Linked DNA regions of Mus musculus: region 2 is linked to region 1. A link is a contact called in ENCODE Hi-C data. All regions are on one chromosome and are shown on one strand. The core of a region is the stretch at or near the end of the contact, and the rest is flanking DNA. Distances in the headings are between cores, read along the strand shown.

Region 1 (2,765 bases), core at 221-2,720:
GTAAATACTAGTAAGGTCGGCCTGCCAAAAGCCCGCCCCTCGATTCACACGTGATTATTCAGCAAAAGTGAGCCCATTGGAGAGGGGCTCCTTCTCTAGCTTTTTAGCTTAACCCCTAAGAAGGATTCTGGCGATTCAACAGAGATACATACACAGAAGCAGTTCTTGATTAATTACTATGGACGTGAGATGTAGGCAGAGCTGTCACGTACCTAAGCTTTACAGCTCTGTGAGGAAGATGTTGCGGAGACTTAAAGGACTAGGTCAGCTCAGACAACACCGCGAAAGAAAAAGTATTAGAGAGTAGAAAAGGTATTAACCCACCCTTGTTCACAGTGGTGATTTGAGGCAGAATTTCAGAGTCAGGTCCTTCGCAGAGCTCACTTTCCATCCGTCTAGCCGAAGGGGGTAGTCCAGAGTGCTGCTCGCTCGCTAGCAGAGCGCCGCGCTGGCTGGATGCTGACGTGCTCGGGAGGGTTAAAGACGATCGCTGAGGGCAGACCAGAGCAGCAGCTCTGAAGCCCTCAACTCTCAGGTCTCAACGACTCCCTAGCGGGCTCGGCGTCTTCAGAAGAGCCTCCGGAGCCCGCCCGCCGAGCTGCCGCAGCCCCGCCGAGCCTCAGAGGCCGTGGGAGCCGGGCAGGGCGCGGGTCTCCGGAGGCTGGTGGGTGTGCGGCAGACCCCCGCCAAGCCCGTCATGCCGGCCCCGCCGGGTCCCGGGACTCCCGGCAGCCTGAAGACGGTGCACGGCGAAGGGGGAAGCGTCTATGGGGCTCCAGCCGCTGGGGTAGCTCGCGGCAGCATCGCTCTTGCACCCGGCCAGCTCACCAGTAACTTCCCGCCTACGACCGAGCTAGCTCAGGCTCTTCACTGCAAGCGCTCGCTGAGGGGCGGCCGTCGCCTCTGCCGCTGTCGTTCCCTCCCTTTCAGATTTTCCCGGGGCGTCCGATGATGGGAAGGGTCTTTGGAAGTAGGAGCGGTCGCCACAGATCCCGGGCGCAGCCAGTCCCGCCAACTTCTTGGCGGCCGCCCAGCAGCTCGGGCGCTCGGTGCCACTTGGCCAGTTAGTTCTTGGCGGTCCTCCGGCCTGTGCCCCTATCAGTGCCGCGGACAGGACAGCGGCTGCCAGCCAGTTGGGTTCCGGAGCCGAGGCAGGCTGCGCCGGCCGGTCGCGAGCCGCAGCTGACAGTTTCTTTTGTAGTCCGACTCCCCCAAATCTCTGATCGCCGCTCCCTTCTCCGCTACAGACACTTGCGCGTCTTTCCTTTAGGATCTTTCCCTTCCCTCCCTCCTTTGCTTCTTTTTCCGCTGAAGCAACTGCTGCTACGGTTGCCTCTGAAGGTACTGTGCCGGTTTCTTATCCCTTTTTTCCGACCTCATCAGCTTTTTTTGAAAAGAAAAAAATTGAGCGCTTTTTGAGTTGAAAAACCCGCCCCCATTTTAACGGCAGAGTTTTAAGGAGGCTCCGCCGAGTTAGGGCGCCGCGGGAGCGGGAAGGCCGGGCCCCGCCCACGCCCCGCCCAACGCCCTGGCGGCGCAGTGGCCGGCAGCCCGCTCGCTCCGCCCTCGCGGCCCTGCGCCCTTCTCTGCCCGCGCTGGGCCTGGGTTCGCTGGCGCTCCCGCCTGCCCTCTCGCTTCGCTAGTCTCCCCTGCCGAAGCGGGGTGGGTTCGGCCCGGCCTGGCCTGCTGTTCTGGGGCTGGCTGGAGTGGGAGCCTCTACCGTGCGGGACCCCGGTGGTGGTAACTAAGGCCGCGGGTGCGGGCGGAGGCCCTTAGAGGCTCGGCGGCCCTGCAGCTGACGGGTAGGATCTCCTCTGCTGGAGCCGGGCAGCTCCACCCTCCTCGGCGCTCCCCGACCAGGCTCGCCGAGTTCGAGTGGCCTGGCCCGGGGCTGCTGGACTCCTTTGCTCTGCCACAGGCCTTGGCACCTGTCAGGTCATTGCCAGGGCTGCAGAGGCGACACAACTGACAGCACCACAGGGCAGAGAAGTCTTGTAGACCGAGTTTTATGAGAACTGAAAGCATATTACAAGAAATCCCGACGAACTTCAGGGTCTAGAAAATGTGAACTTCTAGTCTTGAGGGAAAAGGAGAAATGCAATTAACTTTAAACAAAGCTTACAGTGAGTTAGAAAGGTTTTCTAAAAAGGCTATGTCTTTATTGGGGGATTTCTTTCACTCACTACACCGAGGATTGGTTGTTTTTAGGTGGAGGTGAGGATGGTGGTCTAAGTGTAAAAGGACCAGTGCATCCATATATTTCATATTCATCAATTTTCTGTACTTTTCACGTCTTCTTGTAGGCATATGAGATTATTGCCTTCTATACTTTTATGCTTTTAAAAAAACACCAGCATGGTTGCATTCAGTGGTCAAAATGAAACCAAACCCCCCCTCCGCCTCCCCTCCCCCCCAAATATTGGTCTAATTAGAACCAGCCACTGCACATATATCCTCAAGTAACATCTGTAACCCAGTTCCTTGGAGTAAAGTGAAAGTATTCAAACAAGCCAGAGACATCTGGATAGTCATTTAGCAACAGGTTGGCTGTTAGGGAAAATTGGAACTACAAGAATTTGGCAGTGTTTCTTTAAGTTGTTAAGAAAAAGATTAGAGCTAATTTTTGAGGTATCGAAAGCTGAATATTGTGAATCAGGTAACAACAAAGGGGATGAACTTCTTTAAAAATCATTTTAACAGAATATTTAGGATTCCATGTATACTGTATTCCATGTATACATTCTGGGAACTCTGAGTTTTTAGTT
Region 2 (2,700 bases), core at 151-2,650, 2.1 Mb after region 1:
ATTGGTGCAGCTTTGGAAGATGTTGCGTATTACTCTAAAGACCCCACATGTGCAAAGCCTGCACAGGCTTTCCAACTCAATACATACACATATATTAACAGACATATTCTAAAGGTTTAAAAATTATTTATCTCTGTGTTTCCATGTATACATACACATAAGTCTATCAGGATACCAGAAGTCACACCAAATCCCCTGTAGCTGGAGTTACAGGTAGCTGTAAGCTGCCCAACGTGGGTACTGGAAATTGAACTCTAGTCCTCTGGAACAGCGTGCTTTCAATTGCTGAACTACCTCTCAGTTGCTAACATATTTCAGAACCTTCATAACAGTATTGTTAATGAAAGCTAAAATATGAACGATACAAGTGCTCATCAAAAGTACATAGGATAAAGAATGTACACATAAGTCGTTGTATATTTCTGTATCATAAGGAGATAAACAAATCACAGAATATATAAGTATTAAATCTATTTAACATAAAAAAGACAAATTGAGCAGAATGTAGTTTGGAAATGCATAGAAGACTTACAGTAATGGAGGTCATTGCAGGGTTTACTATCAGGGAAAAGTTGGTAAGGCAATGCTCAAGGCATTTTCTTTTTCTTTTTCTTTTCTTTTCTTTTTTTTTTTTTTTTTTTTTTTTTTGGCTCAGTAACATCCTGTTTCTCAACTGGGTGATAAAATCACAGGTACTTTCCTCTCCATTGTTAGAATGTGCTCTAAAGTTAATGTATTAAAATTAACTTTAACATGGACTTTAACTCGACAGTTTGTTAGGTTCTTTTTATCTTTGAAGGTCTATGGCTAGGCTCCTCTATTCTGTGAGTCTGTTATTGAGAGTTCAGCCTGGGCAACAGGCATTGAGATTTGCGTAGTGGTGAACTAGACAGGAAATCCTGAAAGGAAATAGGGGCACACTGACAGAGAATCACAAAACAAGTGACTAATAAGAGGACCATAATAGTGATTCCAGAAGGCGTCTGGGATTTTACTTGAGAGATCCTGGGTTCCAGCCCTGTTTTGCCTTTGTCTTGGGCGATATTTTCCTATTTCTTATATTGGTTTTGTAAATTGTATCATAAAATACAAACTCAAGGAAGATTACTAATTATAGGATAGTTAGGAAAACTGAAACTACAGGTGTCAGCCTGTAGTTTCAGTTTTCCTAACTGAATTTGCTCATGAAACCCAGGGTTCTCAGTTCTGGGTTGAGGCCCACAGCACAGCTAGCTGTTCCCTTTCCTATGATTTGCACTCATAACTTTACGTCACAGAAGAGCCGCTCAGCCCCACCCACTGAAGCCCCTCCCACCACAATCCGGGCCCCGCCCACTGCCTCTTGCTCCGTAGTGTCCGGCCTTGGCGTGGCTCTTCCGGCCCCGCCCCTCCAGGCTGCCATGACAACGAGTCCGCGCCCCGCGCTCAGCTGCTGTTCGGGCGGGACCCAGGCTGGACCGCGGGCCCCGGCCTGGGGGCCACAGCTGCCACCTCCGCCGCCACCTCATCTCCTCCCTGTCCCTCGTCCCGCCCCGCGTCTTCCCGCCGTAGTCGGGCCGGAGGCCGGGGTCCCTCCCCGCCGCCCTACCCTGCGCGGATGCCGAAGGTGAAGGCGCTGCAATGCGCCCTGGCGCTGGAGATCCGCTCTGTGAGTACCGGCCCTGTCCCGCCTCAGCCTCCAAGTCCGCTGCCCGCCCCCGGCCCTGGGGGACTCCTGGAAATCTCCAGTGCTTTCCCACTCCAGCCTCTCGGGGGCCTCACCCCAACTTCCAGTTGGAGTGCTTTTGGATCTCTTCCTCACCACTTCGGAGTTCCGCTCCTGGGGCAGTAGTTCCTTTGAATTCTGCTTTACTCTTTTGGTGAGGAACTCCTGAACCCTTGCTCCAGTCTGGGGTGTGTAGCATTTCCGCTTTCAGATCCTTCCCCTAGCTTCCAGTTAAAGTAGGAACGCCTTTTCAGTCATGGTGGAGTCCCTAACTCCAAAAACAACTTACTTGTGACGTCATTGCACCAAGTTTTCTTAGTTTCTCCTCTCAGAATAAACCCAACTCCTCAGAAGCCACTTCAGCTCTTCCCTCCAGTACCCAAACACTCCAGACTTTGCATCCTTCCAATCCTCCCAAGAAAGACCTGGTCAGCTTTTCGGACAACTACTGCTTGGAGCTTGTAACTCCACTCATCTACTCTCAATTCAGGGGACTCTGTCCAGCCTCCTTCAGTAAATCTAGTTGAGGTGGGGAGCCCCTCCTGCCATCCAGTGAGGGGCTGAGGTCTTTCCGGGTGTTGAGAAGCCCCAACTCCCTTTGATAACTGCAGTCTCCTTCAGAGATTTTTGAAGTCCTTCAGTGTCATTCCCAAGAGACCCCCTTTCTCCCCTTAGAGGAGAGGCATTCTAGGAGAACCTCTTCAATTTCTTATTCTGCTGCTTTTCACGCCTTTATCCTTGAAATGCCCTCATTAAGACTCAGCCTACTTGTTGGTATCACTGCATAAGTAGGGATAACAGTACATATTCCCTGTCATTTTCTGGGCCTGCCCCAAGGGGCTCTCTGGCATTACCACCCCCACCCCTGTTGGCCTCCAAACTAAGCTTTTCTCTGCACTTACCCCACGCTTGCTGCACTCACTTCTTTCTGGCCTTCATTTCCTCTCCTTGTGGCTGCAGCAGCCCTGAACTTAAACCAGCATAGAAGTCACAAA

Evidence for each region. A loop is a pair of places that touch in the nucleus more often than their neighbours do.
Region 2: a loop to region 1 is called in a map of v-Abl transformed pro-B cells, with 4 times the contacts of the local background. The contact joins the promoter of Spata6 here to the promoter of Cdkn2c in region 1. A Hi-C loop is called at or near these places in 1 of 37 maps with a recorded cell type or tissue (v-Abl transformed pro-B cells).

The regions. Positions count from the first base shown.
Region 1 is chr4:109,665,286-109,668,050 of GRCm38, forward strand. It overlaps Cdkn2c (cyclin dependent kinase inhibitor 2C), which reads right to left and starts at 1,471. Exons shown (of 3, transcript NM_001301368.1): 1 at 325-1,471.
Region 2 is chr4:111,718,610-111,721,309 of GRCm38, forward strand. Spata6 (spermatogenesis associated 6) reads left to right here and starts at 1,401. Exons shown (of 13, transcript NM_026470.3): 1 at 1,401-1,648. The coding sequence starts at 1,598. It overlaps Gm33192 (a long non-coding RNA gene), which reads right to left. Exons shown (of 2, transcript XR_376552.3): 1 at 2,608-2,700.